2 separate regions of the Homo sapiens genome follow, and region 1 is linked to region 2. The links are chromatin contacts, found by Hi-C or POLR2A ChIA-PET in ENCODE. All regions are on one chromosome and are shown on one strand. Each heading gives the region's core, a stretch centred on a gene start or an enhancer-like site at or near the end of the contact. The rest is flanking DNA. Distances are from core to core; before and after follow the strand shown.

Region 1 (4,845 bases), core at 975-3,474, 400 kb after region 2:
ATTTTTTTAAATAATAAAAATATTCAGTGTTTGTGAAACACTGAATTAGAAAAAACAAATAATGAAATAGAAATTTATCCAGCCTATTTGGTAGAATAGCTGGAATACAAGTACTAAAAAACTTGGAGTTTGTACATCTTTAAAAAATTTTTTAAATAAATTGATGAGGTACAAATTTAATTTTATTACATCCATAGATTTTGTAGTGGTAAAGTCAGGGCTTTTAGGGTATCCATCACCAAATAACGCACATTGTGCCCATTAAGTAATTTCTTACCATCCACATCCCTTTCACTCTCTCACCCTTATGAGTCGCCAGTGCCTATCATTCCCCACTCAATGTCCACGTGGACACATTATTTAGTTCCCACTTATAAGACAGAACAGGCTGTATTTGTCTTTCTGTTTCTGAGTTGTTTCACTTAAAATAATGGCCTCCAGTTCCATTCAAGCTGCAAAAGAGTGATGTCATTCTTTTTAATTGCTGCATAGTATTCCATTGTATATATGTACCACATTTTCCTTATCCAATCATCTGTTGATGGATGGACACTTAGATTAATTCCGTATCTTTGCTATTGTGAATAGTGCTTCAATAAATATGTGGGTGTAGGTACTTTTTTTAATATGTTGATTTCTTTTCCTTTGGGTAGATACCCAGCAGTGGGATTGCTGGATCAAATGGTAGTTCTATTTTTAGTTCTTTGAGAAACTGTACTCTTTGACAAAGAAATTCTACTTCTATAGATTTTTTTCTCCAAGGAAATAAATATGAAAGTATGTAGCCATAAAGATGTTCATTTCAAGATTGTTGAAAATAGTGAAAACTTGGAAACAATTTAAATGTCTAATATTTGGGATATGATTTAAGTAAGTTGTAATACATCTTTACCATAGAACACCATTGTAGCCTCACACCCCATTTAAATGATGCTGTGAAGGTTAAAAGAGTACGGATTCTAAAACTTGATTTCTTGGGTTTGCAGCCTGATTGTGAACTTACTACCTGTTAGATATTGGTAAAGTTTCTTAAATTGCCAGTGCCTCAGTTTCTTTTTTCATTTTTTCCTTTTTAAACGTATACCTTGCTGTTCATGTACAACTCAGTGTCTCAGCTTCTTCATGAAGATAATGATGTAGCATTACACCTTCCTCATAGGGAACTTACCAGGTACTTATCAAATATTAGCTATTGGTAGATAAGCAGTTACCAAGCAGGAAAGTCATGTATTACTTCTTATTAAATACAAATCATTGGTTAACAAAAGTCTGTACAATATGACAATGTATTGTATTTTAAAAGATCCTTTTAGAAGGTCTAGACCAGTAATTCCCAAACTGTGTGCCAAGGAATCCTGGGGCACTATGGTGAATTCACAGCAACACCCATCCCAATATATTCTAAAATTTCTAGGGAAACACAGTGACACCTTTGGACACTGGGAACTACATACTACCATTAAGGTGTTTGGACTAAACTACATAATAAACATAATTTATTTTGGTCTAAAATGCTAGACAAATTTACGGAAACACTGAGAGTGCCATGAACCAAGAAAGCTTGAGAACCTCTAATCTAGCTTGTGGACATATACCAAGGTGTTGATGTTACTGAGAGGTGGTATTACATGTGCTTCATGTTTTTTTTTCTTTGCTTCTGATTTATCTAGACTTTCTAATTTTCTGCAGTGAACATTTACTATCTTAATTAAAACAATTTCTTCCTGAATCCGTGCAACAACCATTTATTAAGCACTATTTGGTGTCAATTTCTGGGCTGGACACAGGAAGGCAAAGATGCCACACCCTCAAGGAGCGCATACTTGAGGGTGAGTCTGGAATGTAAACAAATAATTGCTGTTCAGTAGAACAGGCTCTGAGACAGTGGTGCTGATTGGAGTGGGAGCTCTGAGCTCTGCTTTTGGAGATTAGTGCAAAGTTAGGCACATCTTGTGGGATAAATGGGACTTCCAACTGGAAATGGAGAAGGGGTAGAAGAATGTTCCTCCTTGTGGTTTGTGGGTGGAGACTTGGATACATTTGGTGGGGGGTTAAAAGACTGGAAAGGCAGGCAAGGTTAGAATAAGAAGGCTTTGGTGGGGCATGCCTTGGACTGGGCAGTTAACTTGTAAAGGACAGAAAAACGCTGACAGGTTTTAAGCAGGGGAGTGTTATAAATGTTGTGCTGTGGAAGGATCACTCTGGCAGCACTGTGGAGACAGCACAGGGAGGCTGGGAGAGAGCTGGACAGGGAAGGGGACCAGCCAGGAGGATTTTGTAATAGCCCAGGAAAGAGGTCATGAAGCCCCAGTTGGCTAACAACAGATTATGTAATGGGCCCCTGTGGACTAAATCAGCAAAAGCAAATGATCCAGATGTAGAACACTGTTCATCTCAAAATATGTTGGTATCTTTAAAAGTAAAAACTTTTTTTTCTGGTGATAAAGATAATACATGTTCAATACAGAAATTTGGAAACTATAGAAATGTACAAAGAAGAAAATGAAAGCATCTATAATCCCATGAACTGGAGCTGAGATATATGTATATGTACATATACTGTATATGAGAGATAAAAATTAAATATTATATTTATATTTAAATACTGATTTATAAATCTCATATATACATAGTTTATTTAAACTATGTGCATATGGTAAAATAAAATTAACTTAGAGAAGGATAGAAAATAAAAAGTAAATATTGAATGTTTACCACATGCTGGGCACAAAATATAAGAACTTACATATATTTGGTTATTTAATTCTCACAGCAACCTTGTGAGAAAGGTCTGCATGTATTCTGCCATTTTACTGATAAGTGAATTGAAGTACAGAAAGATCAATGTGACTTACCCAAGGTTCAGTAACTTGTAAGTATCAGAGCTGGGATTTGAAAGGAAACTAAGCTGTTTTTCCTCCAGGGCCTGTACCATGAAATCGTGATGGGGCAATTTTGAATGATGTATTTAAACTTCTGTTGTTTGATTCATTGACTTTACACAGTGACTCCTGACACTCCACTACAGCGTTGTCCAACTAAACTTGCTGCGGTGATGGTGATGGACAGATTCAATATCTGTTCAATCTAGTACAGTAGCCACTAGCCACATGTAGCTAGCTGTTGAGCACTACAAATGCTGCTACTGTGAACAAGAGGCTGCATTTTAAATTTTAATTAATTTAAATTTAAATGACCAACTGCTGCTAGTGGCCACCCATGGGACACCACAGATCTCCATAAGATAAAAAAAAAAATGAACACCTCATCCCTTGGTCATATTCTCTGTCCCAGTAAAACCAACTTTATTTCTTATTTCAGTCCTTTCCCATGATCATCTCCATAAAACATGCCTATATTTATATTTCTTGATTTACTGAATTGAACATTATGTTGTCCATGCCGTGTAAGATGAGAAATTATTTTGTGTACGCCACTCCCCCACCCCTCTCTTCTCATTTTTATGAATTTATTTCTATCATTGGTTACCTGTATACTTTGGTATTAGTTAAGATTCTTCTGATTGCAAGTTGGATAGAAAAAGCCAAATCCATCTGATTTCAGCAATACAAAAGGAATTTACTGGCTCATATAAACAAGATCAGAGGCAGAACTGGCATTAGACCAGGCTAAATTGAGAGCTCAATGTGAGCGGGACTCGATTTCAGCTCAGCTGTCCTCAGTCTGCACACTTCATCTTCAAGTTCTATGTGGTGACCACAGCTGTAGCTCTGGTTTCATATCCTCTTAGATTCTAGACTAGCAGGAAAGTAAGCATCTGTCTTTCTTGTAATGCTATTTAGCTGTGACCACAATGATGCTCAGTTAAAACACACACACGTGCGCACACATGCACACACACACACACAAACTCAGTGATTACAACAATAAGCATTTACTTAACATGTGTATGTGTGGGTTGGCTGAGGTCAGATGATCTAGATTGGGCTTGTTGGGGGTTCTGCTGATCTTAGTAGGAGCTGCTCACACTTCTGAGCTCAGCTGGGGGTCAGCTAATTTAGGCTGGGCTTGTATGGACAGCTCTGCTGATCTTTCTTACGCTTCTGGGCTAGTGTAGCTCAGCCCTGTTCCATATGTCTCTTATCTTCTTTCCTGAGACCGGTGACCCATCCCAAGCATATTCTCATGGTGATGACAGAGGCACAAGAGTGCAAGACCAGCTGCACAAACATGTGTACCCTATGCTGTGTCATGTCTGCTAACATCTCATTAGCCAAAGAAAGTCACATGACTGTACCCCAAATCAACCGAATGGAGACGTACTCTCCTCCCATGAAAGTGAGAAGGAGGCAGAGAATATTTCTGCACAATAATTTTCTATACCACTTAAGCAGATGGGGTTGGCTTGCTCATTTCAAAACAAGTGATGTGGCCAAGGGCATAGGTTGTACACTTTGGCCTAGACCTAGGTCCCATATTCCATCATGGGTGTAGAATTACATTCACATTTGCCAAAGCATGTGAGCTAAGAGTGGAGAAGGAAGGCTTACTTCAAATGAAGGTTAGGGTTCTGCTAGCTACATATAGGGGAAATGGATGTGAGATGGCAAACCACAGTGACAATTATAACTTTAAACAATAGACTTACAGTTTTATTTCTTGAGTCTTTGGTGTTAGATAGTATCCTTTGACACCACATGTATAACAGTTCTCTTTCATGCCCCATTTCCACTCTGTCAACTCAATCATTCATGCTATTTGTTTATATTTATGAATGAAGGGCTAGGTAATTAACAACGGTGGCTAGGTGTCAGGTGCAGCTCCCTGCCACTGAGTAGGTGTGTCTCCTCAGTAAGCATATCTGAGGTTGGTGGCTGGCTGTGT
Region 2 (5,249 bases), core at 2,397-4,896:
GAAATAAATGCCTTTTAGGTCTAAGTGCTTTTCACCAAAATGCTAGGAAGGGAAGATCATAGTAACAAGTCTTAGAACAGAGGGGATATTGTTTTGTTTGTTTTAATGAAATGCCTGCGACCTGCTACCCCAAGTTTTGTTTGTCAGCTTTCTGCTCAGCTGTTATTTTGATAAGGGACTTGAAAGTACATCCTTCCCTCGCGGTCATTAAAGTCTTAGCACTTGGGTCAGTTGTGGAAACACTTCTGTGCTACACAAAGTCTTCTAAACAAAACAAATAGTCCATGCCCTGGCTCCAGGCTGCGGACCGTGTCAAATTCATGGAACGTGGCATCGTGCTCTGACAAGGAGAGCAAGAGGTCAGGATCCACAAAACAGGCCGGATGAAATCACCATCTCCGTGCGGGGAGGTGGAGAGAGCAGAGCCCTCCCTGCCAGTCTGGCAACTCCAGCAAAGTCCTCAGGCTCATCCCACACACTCGGTGCTAGTCACTGCTGTGTGTTTACATGAGTAATGGAGCTGCCGGGGGAGGGGAGTTGTAAGCAGAGCGCTGAGCCTCGCAGCTCGCATTCGGAGGGAAGCTGACATCCACACCAAGTCGAGACTTCCAGGGATGTGGCCGGGGAGCAGTCACATGCTGTAGCTTTCATGAGCACAGGCATCAGTCAGGCAGATGTTTGTCGACTGGAATGGGTAATCGCTACTTTCTCTTTGCTTGATTTTTGTTTGTGAGCTTGTTTACCTTTGGTAATTCCAGGCTGGCTTTCTGGGATGGACTTTCAGACCAGCGTTTAGGGGAATGAGAGGAGAGAGCGGGTGTGGGAAGGGGATCCTAAGCCCTAAAGCCTCTTTTTAAACTTTTGCCTCTCTGATTTTAAAGGCAGTTCTGCTTTACTGAGCTTCCACCAACAGTAAAACTGTTATCCGGAGGAGAAAATCAAATTAGTAGGATTAATTGTGTTTGTAAAATGAGTACAGTGTAAAAATGTCCTAAAACCACTGGTTAACTGCCTAAGTAAGATTAACAACAATCAAGAAGGTTCATGTTGTTTAGATTTGACATTGTCATAATCACTCCTTAAGTAATAAAAAGTGTGGGTGCCTTGAAAGGTCTGAAGGAAATTGTTTAGGGTATAATTCATTAGCTTGGAGTCATTCTAGGGGTGGTTGGTTAGTTGGTTGTTTTTAATTTTGCTTGACTTGGGTGACTGATGAAGTTAAATGTGAAAGCTGATGCCGGATAGTCATAGCTCTCAATAAACAGCAGCCTTTTCCCCCTACTTTCTGTGTAGATCTTAAAAGGAACAAGCTCAGCATCAAGGATGAAATAGAACTTTGATTTGTATCTTGTCTTTTCAAAAGTGTAACCCCCATGGAATCAGGCTAACCCCAGTGTAATCTTTGGATGTTATATTAAATAAGCCTTAAGATCTTCATAAAAATATATTGAAAAGGAAAAGACAGCATGCTGATTTAAATGTATCTGTCAGATTTGTTGAGATTTGAAACTTGCTGGTTGCAGTATTGTTAGTAAATATATGTAATAATGTTTTCCAGCTTGCTGTTGTGAATGCCCCTCTCTCTATAGCTATCTCTCTACTTATCTGTATGGTAATTTGAGAGAATGCCCTTGTCTCTGAATATTTTGTAAAAGAGATGTTTTCAAACATTTCATTACTATGATACCATAAGGGCAGGCATGTCACTTAGGTTTCGGAAAGCAAGATACAAAACAAAAACCAAAGATTGAGCTCAAAGCCTGGCTCAGTTTTTCAGCACCAAATGCTTCTTGTCTAACAACGTGGAAGGACATTTTTCTTATCATGATCCTTTAGAGCTAAGAGCTTCGTGTTACTTCTATTAATTAGACATGTTAAAGCTAAATAGATTAGCTTTGGGAAACGTGTACAGAAATGTATACTCTACCAATATGCAAGCCTTCAGAGAGAGAAGCATGTAATAATGAGGGCTGCCTGCCACAGATCTGTACATTTCTCTGAACAATTAGAAGGGATCACTGTAGTGAGATTCTGGGTCTTTAATAAAGAAACCCATGCAAGTGAAAATGTATATCAATTGTTTTCCATTTGTTTTCAGCGCCAAATCTTAAAGGCAGACCACGCAAAAAGAAACCATGCCCACAAAGAAGAGATTCATTCAGTGGTGTTAAGGATTCCAACAACAATTCCGATGGCAAAGCCGTTGCCAAGGTACGGTCATTCACTCCACGGTATTCATTTCGTTGCATCTTTTTATTTTTGCTTTTTCTCTTTATCTCTCTGTGCCTGTGTCTTGGAGGCAGTTTTCAATTCAGCATCTGACTTTGGTATTCAGAGCTTTTGAAGCTCTATGCTGTGCCTGTTCCTGCCACCTCCCTTCCCCTGGTTGCCGTGGGCTGGGGGAGGTAGGCATTTTGATTAGTCAACAGAAAGACTTCCTACCTCCCAGTTTGGCCTGTTATGAGTAAAGGACAGATGATTAAGCACCCACGTCATTGAGGCTGAGATTTCATAGTGGGTGACACAATGACATAGTTTACTCTGCTTGTGTCAAAAATAGACCAGCTGAACCGTCCTCTTTCTGAATGTGTTCATCTAAATGTGTTTTGGAGATTAACAGAGGATGAAATTAGAAATAGCTAGAATTAATCTTTTTAGTTATGTATTTTTCAAAGTCACTTCTAATTTACATTAGACTAAAATTAAAGATACATAGCAAAATATTTAGATGTATACATATGCCCACAAGCATTTATATACTTTTAAAGATCTCTGTTAACATAGAATGAAAGTAAATTCTACGCTGTTGTTCAAGACCCAGGTCAATTTTTTACCTAAGCATTCTTTGGAATCTTGAAAGTGCATGCATGCCTGAAGTATTTTGCACGACAAAGGGTAAAGTATCACTTTATATTTTTAGACTTACCTTTCTGACTTTTGTGGGCTTGGGTCAGATTTCCATGGTTCTGTTTACTGCATTTAGGTGTTATTTTTGTGCTAAAGACAGCAATCGTCCCTTTAGGATTTTAGTTGACGAACAGATTTCAACTGACACCAGTTTCCAGATCAAATAACTAAACTTCTGAAAATGGGACCATTTTGATTAGTGGTGAATTTGGAAGAGTCTGATGTAGAAAAAAAAAAACATGAGTTAAGTTCTGTGTTGACAGTCTACTGTTTCTCTGCCATGTACTCTACCTCCTTCCCAGTGTAATGAAGTAAATCTTAGACTTTCACATTCTAAAAAATCTTATCTTTAAGCATCATTGTTTCATTAGGAAATTTTAAGGACTTTTTTGCTTAGAATTTCTTCATACTTCTAAGATTCCAAAGGGTTAAGAAGAGATCAACCAGTAGAAATGTGTATTTTCCAGTTTCTTGCTGAAAACAAATCTCTTTCCCTAAAGTTATTGTTGTTTTGCACATTTAACTTTCTGCGAATTAACTCCACATGGATGCCATGAATGACATTTTCTTGTAAGTTGGACACCTCAGCCCTAGAACTATCTACCTAGGACTTTGGTTTCCATCGTCTTGAAGGATGTCAGCAGGAACAGTTCATTCCCTACTATGTAGTTTGCAAGATCCTGCAGAATGGCGCAAGAAGGTTTCAAGACCATAACATTCAGCAGAGCTTGTACTGCCCATGCCTTCTGTTGGTGCCCAGCCCATCCTTCTTGGTTGACAGCATTTGTTTACTCCAGCATATTCTGTACCTGAGCCCGGCAGGATAAAGCTCCTTCCCATGCCACTTGGAATCACCACCAAGGTCTGCTTCTGAGAATTTTACAGAACTCATACAATTGATCTGAAAGAGCAGACCTCCAATGTTTCTTTCCATGGAAGGCAGCTCAGAACTCACTGTTGGGTTCACAAAGCCGAGAAGAACAAGAGCCTGCTATACAGATGGGCCATATTTGATGTTCACTGACTTCTTAACAAGAAGGATAGAAGTCAGTCCTGGGTTTTCTAAGTGACGCCTTTACTCCATCCCCGCAACAGTGCTGCCCGTCAGAATCTTTACAAAGAGATGGATCATTCTTCCACCGTTGGTGTTCAATGGTGAACAGATGAATGTCATGCTGCAGTCAGCTCCTAGGGACTGGTCTAATGGCTTGGCTCTTTTCAGAGTCTTGGATTACAGTCATGCCTTGGCTGCTTCCAGTGGGTCTGGCAAGACCACTTAAGCAAAAAGATCAGTAGGTATGAAGTGTGACGAGCTTGTCTGTTGACACCAACAGGCAGATGTAAAATCCCTACAGAATGAACAAGCCACATCTGGGATGAGGACAGTCATTAAAAAGCATGTGTGTCTTAACATGGTCTTTTCTCATGAAACACTGCAGTAGAGATTATGAGTCTGTGACCATCTAATCATCTGTTGAATTGAAAGCAGCATCTTAGAGGACAGTGAGCTGTTTGACTTTGTGACCAAGACCCATGTGACTGTTTCTTTTTAAAAGTGCCTCAAACAGACCATTTCTAACTAAGCACCAACTTCATGCAGCTCCACACAGCAAAGCTCTTAGAGTGGGACCCACTGGGTTTGTTGTGTTCATGACTGGAAAAATAAGTCAAGTGATTTGCCGGTCGCCATCAAAACGTTGCACTCCCTCAATGAGAACATGAAAACCAGCTTTGCAAGACCATGTTTTCCAACGGAGAGAGAATTACATGGCTCCCCAAAGACAGCAAGTGTCACGTGGGGAGGAAACTACCAGTTCTTTGAAGATCTCATGACTGTGTTCAGCCCAAATCCTGCCATTTTTTTCTGGAATAATCTTAAAGCAGTGAACCTGAGGCCCAGGCCTTTCATAGAGTGATCTATAACAGAAATCTTCATGGCATAGGACCCTAATAAAAGGCCTACATTGATAGAAGGCAAATTATTTTTAATATCCCGTATGCATTTTCTGAAGGGCAGAAGTGTATTACAGGTGGTTTATATTCTAAAAGGAACACAAAAAAGGAAACTGTGGTGGGAAGTGTGTTCATTTAAACCATAAACATACTTTCTATATTTCACAAATGTGATACTTTCATTATTTTCAATATTTTTCCTCTCATTTGGTCCTCAGAACTATTCCCAGGGATTATCATTTTTGCTTTACTAAGGTAGAAACTGAGGGTCACCTAGCAAGTTAGCAACCAAACCAAGATTAGAACTCTAGCTTTTTGTATTGCTGGTTCAGCACATCTTACTGCCCCAGTTGAAGGCTGGATTAGTTATAACTCAATCCCGTGGAAGG

The links. Hi-C counts contacts between places; a loop is a spot of excess contacts on that map. ChIA-PET counts read pairs that join two places held with the same protein, here RNA polymerase II (POLR2A). Pooled maps may share reads with other maps.
Region 1: a map of OCI-LY7 shows a loop between it and region 2 (3-fold over the local background). The contact joins two enhancer-like sites. A Hi-C loop is called at or near these places in 1 of 168 maps with a recorded cell type or tissue (OCI-LY7), 13 of 37 single-sample maps with no recorded cell type and 4 of 50 pooled maps. POLR2A ChIA-PET finds 5 or more read pairs at or near these places in 2 of 52 experiments (B cell and OCI-LY7).

The regions. Positions count from the first base shown.
Region 1 is chr10:62,452,992-62,457,836 of GRCh38, forward strand. It overlaps a transcript of ZNF365 not described here. Among named protein-coding and RNA genes, the nearest start is that of ZNF365, 81 kb to the left of the region's middle. RefSeq lists an enhancer at 4,486-4,535. Within about 2 kb of position 2,225, at least 9 of the 41 ENCODE cell types and tissues checked have a DNase peak (open chromatin) inside an H3K27ac peak, as active enhancers do.
Region 2 is chr10:62,048,790-62,054,038 of GRCh38, forward strand. ARID5B (AT-rich interaction domain 5B) reads left to right here. Exons shown (of 10, transcript NM_032199.3): 5 at 2,099-2,211. Among named protein-coding and RNA genes, the nearest start is that of ARID5B, 150 kb to the left of the region's middle. RefSeq lists enhancers at 80-169, 350-519, 361-655, 1,694-2,893. Within about 2 kb of position 3,647, at least 2 of the 41 ENCODE cell types and tissues checked have a DNase peak (open chromatin) inside an H3K27ac peak, as active enhancers do.